2 separate regions of the Mus musculus genome follow, and region 1 is linked to region 2. Evidence: chromatin contacts called from ENCODE Hi-C or POLR2A ChIA-PET data. All regions are on one chromosome and are shown on one strand. Each heading gives the region's core, a stretch centred on a gene start or an enhancer-like site at or near the end of the contact. The rest is flanking DNA. Distances are from core to core; before and after follow the strand shown. Region 1 overlaps Fam13c (family with sequence similarity 13, member C). Region 2 holds the start of Fam13c (family with sequence similarity 13, member C).

Region 1 (5,344 bases), core at 733-3,232, 37 kb after region 2:
TGGGACTGGAGTACATGGGACAAGTGTGCCTTAGTGTTCAGACTCGCTTTAAGTTATTTCTTCATACAGAAAGAACATTTTTCTCTGTTATAGAAAATTTGGGAAATCTATATGGAACCCTAAATGTAGCAAAAATGACATCTTCACAGAGAATTATTAAGATTTTAGTTTAGCTCCTCCCAACCTGTTTGTGTCTGTGAGTATTCAGACATTATTTTCCATAAGAATGAATATCTTGTAAGTGTTGATATGTTAAATTTATAGCTATTATTATGAGGTATTCTATAATGTTCTTTAAAAAACTATTTCATTTGGGCTCAGCAGTTAAAAGCACTTGTTGCTTTTTTAGAGGCTCTGGGCTTGGTTCTTAGCATCCACATGGTGATTCACAATCATCTGTAATTCTCTTAGGGGGTTGAAAGGGTGAAAGAACAAACCGACAAAGTAGCCAAAGTCAGACTACAATGGTCTGTCCATGACTGCATTTTTTTTTTTTTAAGATTTACTTATTTTAAGTATATGAGTACACTGTAGCTATCTTCACATACACCAGAAGAGGGCATTGGATCCCATTACAGATGGTTGTGCGCCACCATGTGGATGCTGGGAATTGAACTCAGGACCTCTGGAAGAGCAGTCAGTGCTCTTAACCACTGAGCCAGCTCTCCAGCCCAACCATCTGTAGTTCTAGTGCTGGGCATCCAATACCTCTTCTGGCCTCTCTCTGGATACCCAGCCAGCATGCACCTGATGCATACCTACATGTAGGCGAAGGACTCCCAAAACACAGGAATCTCTAAGCATGTTTTAACTCTTTAACACTATGCCTCTGTGCATGTGTGCACACTTGAGTGCAGCTGCCTTTGGAACCTAGAATGGTGGGATCCCTCTGGGCCTGGAGTTATAGACAGTCGTGAGCTGCAAGTATGGGTGCTGGGAACCGAACTCACATCCTCTGCAAGAAGAGTACAAACTCTTAACTGTTGAGCCATCTCTCTTGTCCCTACTATATAATTTGTAATGCCTAAAAAATCTTTTATTTTTGGAAGTGGTATCCCCCCCCATAATCTCAGGTCATCAATTGAGTGGGAGAAAAAAAAATACCTATTAAATTTGGTCATTGAAATGTCTCCTTGCCTCTTGCCCTGAACTGAGCCCAGCCCAGAGGTAGTGCCATGGAAATGACTGCCTCAGACAGCTCATCTGTAGGATGACTACTTTTTTTTGTCTTGTAGGAGACAGAGCATGTGGTACCCAGCCAGTCAGAGTGCCAGGGCAGAGCAGGAACACCGGCTCATGAGAGTCCACAAAGCAGCATCTTCAGGTGCCAGGAAACGGTGCGACTTCAACCAAGGTGAGTGAGCCTTTGTTCAGAAGCTACACATCATCTCTAGTTTGCTTCCTAGATGTGCTGACCTGTATCAGCATGTGAGTCAAGGATTCCTGACTTTATTGGCTTTCCTCACAGTCAGGGAAACTACTTAAAGGGGCCTTGAAGGGAAGAAGCCCATTGCATTAAAGAGAGAGGCTCAGGGCTGTCCTCGTCTTCTGTTTGAAGATCGCAAGTCCTGAGATTCAGGGAGGATAGGGTGGTAGGTCTGTTTGTGGAGGAGAATTTGTGTAGCCCATTGTTTTATGGCTGAGAAAATTCAGTGCTCATTTGTGATCTCTGTCGATCCCGACGTTTAATGATGGTGGTCGAATCCACACCATGCCAGTTGCTTTTGACTGAGATCACAGTAGGTCTCTATGGGCTCAGAGATCAGTTGCATGGAGGACCTGAGCCTGAGAGATGCTAAATAAGTTCCCTTAGCCTGGTCTGGCACAAATAAAGAACTGAGCTGGAGTGAGCACCTCCAGCGCGTGATCCTGGCAGGACAGGTGTAGTGTCTGTGTCGACGTATGTGTTGTCGAGTGACCTCAGTCCAGAAGCAGCCCAGGACTGGCTTCAGTCCCACTAGACCTCCTTAGAGAGAGCTCTGAATCCAGAGCCAGGATATGGGTGGAAAGCTGCCTACAGAAGGTTGGCATGGCCCTCTGACAGGACCTTGGCATGGCAGCTGTCTACGGAAAGTCTCTTCTGGAAATAAACAGAAGGAAGGATTCAACGGCTTGTTCTGTGAGCCGTCTTGTAGCACCCTGCTCTTGGATCATAGTAGCCTTCACTCAGGGGACGGGGAGTGCTCTGCCTCTGAGCGTGACCTTTAGGAATTTGTTTTTGAAGGCAGTGCGGTCTGAGTCATAAAGAGAACGCAGCCTGGGCCCAACATACTAAATTTAGGAGCATAGAACCCTGAAAGGGACGGTCCACTCTTTGAAGTGGAGTCATGGCCGCCATTTGACTCTGCTGTGGTTGGAGTGGGGAATTTCTCCCATAGGTTTATATGGTTGAACCCTTGTTACCTCTAGGAAGGTGGGTCACTAAGGGGAGGTCTTAAGACTTTAGAGCCTGCACCCCGCTCTCTGTTTTCTCTGTGCTTTCTGACTGCACATGCAACATAACGACCAGTTTTAAGTTCTTGTCACCCTGCTTTTCCCACCATGATGACCTTTGTCCCTTAAACAGTGACCCAAAGTAAGTCTTCCTGCTGCATGTTGCTTCTTGCAGGGATGCACCCTCCTTCTGGGTCATTGCCTATTTTATAGATTGTTTGACCTCAGGAACTCACAGTTGTACGCTCTGTTATTTCCTCACCGATGAGGAGTCTGTCCCTCCTGTTTGAGGCTTTACTCTAACAGACCTCTTTTCATCTGGGCTTGACTCTGTTGTGCAGTGACCGGCTCGCCTGTTCTCCCACCCCAACAGCCTGATGAAGGCTGTTCTCAGCCAGAATAAGGTCAGCCCATTCCCATGCATATTTCAGAACAGCACGGAACAAACAAAAAAAACCAACCAATCCCAAAGCTAAAGCATGCATGCTTGTGTATGGAACATGGGGTATGGTCCTTTGGGTGTGGGCGTTTAGCAGAGGCTAATGGGGAAATGGCATTAGCCAGCTAAGCTTCTCCAGTTCAACAAACTGGAAACCGTGTTATGTTGTATGTGTGGTTGGGATGTTAACTGGGAATTTTACTGTGGTCAGAAAAAAGGATGAGGGTGTTTGGTGATCATTTGCGCATGACCCGCTAAGAAAAAGTATGGACCTGGATGGTTCCAGGAGAGACCGGATAGAGCAGGAGTTCTGAATTATTGGGGTTGGTGAGTTGTGCTCAAAGGTGATGATTGAAAAAAAAAAAACGTGATATGGGCTGGAGAGATGGATGGACCAGTGGTTAAGACCATTGACTGCTCTTCCAGAGGTCTTGTGTTCAATTCCCAGCAACCACGTGATGGCTCACAACTATCTGTAGTGAGATCCGATGCCCTCTTCTGGTGTGTCTGAAGACAGTGTACTCATATACATGAAATAAATAAACTAAATCTTTAAAAAAAAAACATGATATACACCTGTGTATATGTATATAAGACTTTGAAAAGTTCCTAGACTATTAACTGTGAGGAAAACCAGGCGTTGAGTCACCAGTAAGCTTTCCTAATTCAGTGAGCCTGCTGCAGTCCTCAGCGCCTTCTGGTTAGCAATTCTCCAGAGATCCCTGCCATCCATCCTCCAAGCCTCTGTGCCTGACTTTCTCCTTTCCACAGGATCTAGCTTTCTGAGCTCGTAGCATTCCAGAATATTCTGTGCGCTGTGCTGCTGTTAGCAATCACAGGGTCTTGTGCTAAGTCACAGGTCATGAGTGATGTCATGCCAGTTAGGACTAGTCCTGTTGGTTTCCCAGCTAGATTAGACTGGCAGCACTCAGCTATGGAGTCATTGAGCACAACCATCGTGTTGTTACCCAGCGACAGTCTCAGGGAACTTTTAAAAACCTCAAAATATTACAGGAATCATGTAATGGGATGACCAGGTGAGATGAGATCTCTGGGTGAACATATCTTTGAGTCCAGTATCTCACATTCATCACAATAGGCCCAGTTGTATCAGCCCAACACATGGCTAGACTCAGGCATATGTGCGTCCTCCTCCTCCTCCTCCTTCTCCTTCTCCTCCTTCTTCCTTCTCCTTCTCCTCCTTCTTCCTTCTCTTCCTTCTTCCTTATTCTCCTCTTTCTTTTCCTCCTCCTCCTTATTTCTCCTCCCTCCGTCCTCCTCTTTTCCCTCCCATCTTCTTCCTCCCTCTTCTCATCTTTCCCCTCTTCTTCCTCCCCCCTTCTTCCTCCTCCTCTTCTCATTTAAAAGGCGATTTTTATTTTTTTAAAGATTAGCAACTTTTTGGTAAGTATACAAAATACAAAAATAATTAACTGGGTCTCATTGTGACATTGTTATTCATGCAAATCACTGTAATGAGACTTTGTCACATTTTCTCCTCTATGCCACCCCTGCCAAACCCCAGTGTGCCTTCCTCATTGTAACATCGCCCTCTGGCTTTGTGTATGTGTGCGTTTAAATCTTGGTTCCACATCAACAGAATGTGATAGTTGTTTGTCTGTCTGTCTGTCTGTCTGTCTCCCTCCCTCCCTCCCTCCCTCCCTCCCTCCCTCCCTCCCTCCCTTCCTTCCTTCCTTCCTTCCTTCCTTCCTTCCTTCCTTCCTTCCTTCCCATAGCACTTGAGGAAAAGGGGACCTCACCTGAGGAGTGGCTTCCATTGGAATCACCTAGGAGCATGTCCATGAGGGCATTTTCTTGACTGCTAATTGATGTGGGAGTGCCCAGGCCACCATGGGCCATCCTAAGGCAGGTGGATTCAGGCTGTATAAGACAGGTAACTGAGCAAGCCAGCAAGCAGTGTTTCACCAAGGGCTCTGCTTCAGTTCCTGCCCCCAGGCTCCTGCTTTGGGTACCTGCCTTGGCTTCCCTTGATGATGGAATATGGAAGCCAAATAAGTAAGCAAACCCTTTCCTCCCACATTGCTTTAGGTCATGGTGTTAAGACAGTAACAAAAAGCAACAGGGGATCCAGTATCCTCTCTTGTTCTCTCTTTAAATCCCTTCTCTCTCCTAATAGTTCCCTCTACTTTGACACCATATTCTTTTTTTTTAAAAGATTTATTTATTTTATGTATATGAGTACATCATTGCTCTCTTCAGACACACCACTAGAGGGCATCAGATCCCATTACAGATGGTTGTTAGCCACCATGTGGTTGCTGGGAATTGAACTCAGGACCTCTGGAAGAAGAGTCAGTGCTCTTAACTGCTGAGCCATCTCTCCAGCTCCCAATGCCATATTCCTTAGATGTATGCATGTCTGTATTTAAATGAAGACTATGTATGAGAGAAAACATGATTATTGTCTGAATCTGGCTTATCTTACCTGACATGATCTCAAGGTTCGTGTGT
Region 2 (5,800 bases), core at 1,961-4,460:
TTAAGAAGCCATGGAACAGCATGAAAGCCTGGGCGTAGAAAGTCAGCAGTGTCTATAAACCTGTTATCCATTTGTAGTCATCTTTTCTCTTTCAAACTCCATGTTTACATGTTTCTTATTATAGCAATAATGAGAACAAGGATAACGTTAGCATTTATTAACTGTTTAAAACAATTTTAACTTCTCAGTTCCAAAAATGTCATTTAATCTTTGGAATAACCCCTGTAACAGAGTCTATCTCTACCTAAGAATGAGGAAAGCAAGTCATAAGGTGATTAAAAAAAAAAAAATTGGGCTGGAGAGATGGCTCAGTGGTTAAGGACACTGATTGCTCTTCCAGAGGACCTGGGTTCAATTCCCAGGACCCACATGGCAGCTTAGTCTGTAACTCCACTTCTAAGGGATCTGACACTCTCATACAGACATACACGAAGGCAAAACACCAAGGCACATAAGATAAAAATAAATAGATAAGAATACTGAAAAAATTAAGAAGGAAAAGGGAACTATTAGAACTAAGTATGAAATTCAGATGGTTTGCTTTCAGAAAAACTGAAACTTTTAACAAGAAGGTGAGCTAATTACATTCAAATTCTAGCCTATTTTTCCCCAGTTATTCTATTTATTGAATTGAAAACCACGCACCCTGTCCATTCTATACACACTGGCATACCTAAGAGCAAAGGCTTCCTGTTAACAGGGACTGCATCTGTGATATCGTTAAGAATGTGCATCATTAGTTCAGCAAACAACGCCAGGTGATGTTTTCTCTGAAGCCCTTTGTAGGCATGATGGTGGTCGGTCTGTTTAGCCTAAGTTACATTTTACTTTAAGGAGTTTGAGAAGCCCAACTACCCAGTACCTTTGTTTTTCCCTTTTGTTCTCCACTTGTGCACAACATTCTGCCTACCTAGGTGCAGTCTCAGAGTTGAAAAGACAGAATAGCTTTCTTTGCTGTCCTTGAATTTGTAACGTCTCCTCTCCTTTAACCCCCCCCCCCAAAAAAAAAAAAACCAAAAAACCATGTTTTAGCCATGCTACATACAACCACAGAGAAGTCTGGACCCTGTCGCTGGCCTGGGAAATACTCTGGCTTCCTTACAGATCTCTGTGACAATGTTCCTCTTCTCCCTTTGAACTTTTCCCAAACTGTTGTTCAGATAAGCCGAAGGCTCCAAAGGAACCTTTGCTGATATCCATCAGTATTGTTCATTCCAGGGTGAACAGGACATCTCATTTTAAAAAGGCACTTGAAAACCTCTTACCAAAAAAAAAAAAAAAAAAAAAAAAAAAAAAAAAAAACAGATGAAGATACGATCAAGAATTGGATGAGTGTTTAAAAACCCCAAGTGGTTTCCATCAGGGTTTTAATCTAGAGTATTCTTAACTTTTAGCCATAATATACTGAACTGACTGTCTTTCTTCTGTATGAATAGTTCTTACAAGCTTTTCTGGATCCTTTCTGTTTGTGGGCTGTGGAGAACTAGTCTTTTCCTCCCTCTGGGCATTATTGAATCTCTGGATTTGTGGAGCACGTTTATTATTTCATTTTATTTTATTTTTATTTTTTAAAAATTTATTTATTTATTTATTTTTATTCTGGTCTGCCATTCACCCCGCCCCCGCTCACCATTCCATCCCCGCCCCCAAGAGGATGTCGCCACCCCCTCCCCTCACTTTACCAGACCTCCCCACTCCCCAGGGCCTCAAGTCTCTCAAGGGTTAGGTGCATCTTCTCTGAGGCCAGACCCAGCAGTCCTCTGCTGTATATGTGTTGGCCGCCTCATATCAGCTGGTGTATGACGCCTGGCTGGTGGCTCAGTTTCTGAGAGATCTCCGGGTTCCAGGTCAGTTGAGACTGCTGGTCTTCCCATGGGGCTGCCCTCCTCCTCAGCTTCTTCCAGCTTTTCCCCAATTCATCCACAGGGGTCCCCCGCTTCTGTCCATTGGTTGGGTGCTAGTATCTGCATCTGACTCTTTCAGCTGCTTGTTGGGCCTCTCAGAGGGTTCATTATATTTTCAACTGGTCCACAGCATATTCATATCAACTGCTGTTTTTCAGGTGAAAGCATTGTTCCTTCTGTTCTAGATGAATCACTGGAGATGTTTACGCAATCAAAAGGCTGGTCTTTCTTCACACTGAACTACCCAGAATGGGCACCACAGCCCTCGAGCGCAGGGGCGTTTGGGAAAGTGACAGTCTTTGGATCTGAGGACAGGAAGATATCCTGTGATTAGACTTCACGTTGCCATCTAGAACCTAGTTCCATGGGACAGTAGGATTAAGAACACATGCATAGTATAGTTCAACACGTAAGTCTGTGATCGTATTTCAAAATTCAGAGGCAGGTCTTTCCAAGTCAAGGTCAACATGTCAGGAAACATGGACAATGGGAACGGGGCAGGGTAAACATCTCCAAGCAAGAATAAAGCGGGGTGGGGGTGGGGCTGACCGGCCCTCCCTTCCCCCAACAAAGTAGACTCCATCAAAGGGAACAACGTTTGTGAGTTGTCATTCCATCCTTTGTGAAGGTGCGGGGCTGCTGTGGGGGTAGGAGTCCATCTCCCCGCCTGGCACGGTGTCCTAGGCATCAGCGAAGGCCTGGAAAGCATTCTACATTCGCCTGCATAGGTTCATTCACATCTCTGTGGTCCTGCGCTGGGCGCTTCCTCTAGCGGAGTAAAATAACAAGAGCGCAGACGGACCTGTCGGGATGCAGCCCGCCCTTGGGAGCCCTTTTGTTCTAGGCAATAAAAACCAACACACAGTGAAAATAAATCAAAACTCAGCATCCATATCCCTCTCCTCCTTCTCGATCTCTCCATGCTTTCAGGAAAAGCGACAGAAGCATCTTTGCTCGTTTGCATCCCTAGGGTGGGGTGGGGGCTGGGGAGGTAACAAGCCATGGGAGGCGGGCATTGTATCCACTGGGGGGTGGGGGGGACGACGCAATCTGTATTGCCAGCTGAGGCTGAGGTGGCAGGCTCAAGCAGCTTGGACTCTCTGTAGCTCCTAGCTGCCTACCAGGGTTGCGCGGAGCAGCTCCAGGTTCCTGAGGCTGAAGCCCCCGGTCGCGCGCCGCCGCGCCCCGCCCCATCGTCCCCGCAGCCTCGCGGGCTGCTGGGCTTTGTGGTTCGCCGGTGCCGCTGGGCCCCTGCTGGGGGTGTCGTCAGGAGCATGTGCAGACAGCAGCCCAAGGTAGAGCGAGCGTGCCGGGCGAGCCCTAAGACTTGCCTGGCAATGCCATGTTTGTGTGGGTGCTCTAACTCCGGGAGAGCAATTAGGGAGACGGCTCCCCGGCCGCACTTGGCTCATGTTTTCTTGTTTCTGTTTCAGCCTTCAGGATAATTCCTTCGGCAGCGCCGCTGTAACTGAGTAAGTGCTTCTTGCCCTTACAATCGACTTGCATTCCTGTCTCCGAAGCAACTATGGTGAAGGTATCCCCTCCCGCTGCCACCCCACTCCACCCCACCCCACCCCTGTCCCCAAGCCCTCTTTCCAGGCGATGCATTGTCTCCTGGATCCTGAGGCTGCGAGGCTGGCGGGGCCCACAAACCTCACACAGGTTGCAGCCAGTATTTTGGCAGCTCGGGGTGGAGGGTGCGCGGGGGTAGGGAGTGAGGAGCGGAAGCGGGGGGTGGGGGGAGTAATAAACCTAGCTTGATTGCTGCGGGAGGCTCCGTGGCCCAAAATATGCAATCTTGGAGCTTAGCTTAAAAAAAAATCTATGTGACATGTCAGAAAGGAAGCTGGGTTGTATTTTGCCAACATGAGTGTCAGTTTTCATGGAGTGCACGCAGTGTACATTTGCCCCAAATAGACGGATGTGAGCTAGCAGGAGTTTAATTCCAGCATATTTAAACAGGGTAAACTCACCTTCCCTCTCCGTGTGTACAGATTTTTAAGACACAGTGCGGTAAACTTTTCTAGATGCCTTTTTGTGATTTTTCTCGTCTGGCCACAATAATGTGACTATAGAGAAACGCCTTGCCTGACTAACAACCTAATAACAGTTCATAGTGGAGGGAAGGGAAATAATGTTTTACTCTAGGCCAGCCCGTGTGTGTGCGTGTGTGTGTGTGTGTGTGTGTGTGTGTGTTGATATTGATAGTGCTTTGTTTTTATTTTGGTCATCTCTTCCTTAGTATTTTCTTAATAGAATCTATATATCAGAGGTGAACGTGGAGTAGATTTTGCTGGCACTGTATGCAATTCACATATAGCTGGGAGTATAAACTATATGTATTCCATTTTATCGTAGGGAAATTAGTGTTTACTTCTGGGACCTTTTGGTAAAAGCTACTCGGTAAAAGCTTTTTGCAGCAGGCTGTGTGTGTGTGTGCATGCGCAAAGTTGTGTATCCCACTACTTAAGAGAATTGTGAGTTTCATACAGAGGCTACAAGTGGCTTAGAAGCTGTTTGCTAAAGAAACCTGAACAGTGACGAGAGCATCTTTTGGCTTTCAGATCCTGCCACTGTTGCAGAGACTTGGAGAGGGAGGGCTGAGGTTCCACTGTGCTTTCTGGGCCTCTTCCCCATGCACTTTTGCTTGTCTGGTTTGCTACTGACTTAGTACCCCGCTTTGAGCTCATCTAAGTGGGGTCTCTTTAAAATAAGGACCAGGTTGACTTTCAATGATTCACTATGGCCTGTCCACTGGAACCCTGGACACGATAGTGACATTGCCTTGCAATAGAAAGATAGAGAAAGAGAGAGGTGGGGAGAGATACCTGTGGGCCAAGGATGAGGCCTGAATTTCCTGGATAAGTGGTCAGGTAACATCTCTCTTTTCCTCTGGGTTCCTTGGCACCACATGTTTTTCTGGGCCTGATTCTTGGGAGTGTTGTGTGGCTGTATTCCTAGAGTCAGCCATAGTCACAGGCCCAGGAGTTTCAAGATGGAGACTTTTAGTTCCAGCTTTCATATGGTGTGTGTGTGTGTGTGTGTGTGTGTGTGTGTGTGTGTGTTTGTTATGGTTAAATGCTGGGGAGACTCTTGGTGTCTTGTCCTTGGATACTCCCCAAGGAGTTCTGATTGCATAAGATCACGTTACCCTCAGAGAAGTGACAGAGGTTCCTTTTAAAAGGCTGTGAGTAGTGTCTGGGAAGCCATCTGGCTAATGCAAGAATCTAAGGAACTTGCAACACACCCAAAGCCCCACAGGTGTGACCCGGCTCAGCTGAGGGGCGTCCTAAACCAGTGGTTGTCAAAACGGAACATTGTTCATCTTCTCCTCTCAATAATATGAAACTGTTCCTGGGTCTGTGGACTCCCGGCAGGACCAGAGGGTGCTATCCTGAGACACAGACATAGCAGCTTGTCCTGGAAGTGTTTGGGTGCCATGTTAGTCTGTCCCGAGGAGGTTCTTTCCTCTTCAATGTTTCTGAGAGGCAAAGATCCTCTGGCTCCTGTCTTCACCCATGTCCAGTGCCTCCTCTCCAGACCACTGAAAGTTCAGGCCTCTGGTGTTGATCCTTATTAAAATGGAAATTAAAAACTCTGTGCCTTGGAAGGCGCATCCAAGCAGTCATTAGAGTTCCCTATGAATTATTTTATCAGATAGACTTATGTGAGAGGATGCTGCTTGACCAGTCGTGATTATTTGTATGTGCGCGCGCGCCTGTGTGTGTATGCATATGTGTGCCGTGTGCGCTCATACAGTGTGTGCATGAGGGAGCCTTTGGAGGTCAGAGGTTAACATCCTATGTCTCCTTTGATTTCATTCAACCTCATTTCTCACTGAACTTGGAGTTTATGATGGGTTAAGACTGGCCAATGAGCTCTGGGGAATCCTCCGG

The links. A loop is a pair of places that touch in the nucleus more often than their neighbours do. ChIA-PET counts read pairs that join two places held with the same protein, here RNA polymerase II (POLR2A).
Region 1: a map of gastrocnemius shows a loop between it and region 2 (9-fold over the local background). The contact joins the enhancer-like site here to the promoter of Fam13c in region 2. A Hi-C loop is called at or near these places in 8 of 37 maps with a recorded cell type or tissue (gastrocnemius, heart and left cerebral cortex). POLR2A ChIA-PET finds 5 or more read pairs at or near these places in 1 of 5 experiments (Patski).

Annotation. Positions count from the first base shown.
Region 1 is chr10:70,475,919-70,481,262 of GRCm38, forward strand. It overlaps Fam13c (family with sequence similarity 13, member C), which reads left to right. Exons shown (of 14, transcript NM_024244.4): 4 at 1,236-1,354. Among named protein-coding and RNA genes, the nearest start is that of Fam13c, 38 kb to the left of the region's middle. Within about 2 kb of position 1,983, at least 2 of the 3 ENCODE cell types and tissues checked have a DNase peak (open chromatin) inside an H3K27ac peak, as active enhancers do; they include gastrocnemius and left cerebral cortex, where a contact is called at or near this core.
Region 2 is chr10:70,437,700-70,443,499 of GRCm38, forward strand. It overlaps Fam13c (family with sequence similarity 13, member C), which reads left to right and starts at 3,211. Exons shown (of 14, transcript NM_024244.4): 1 at 3,211-3,376. The coding sequence starts at 3,315.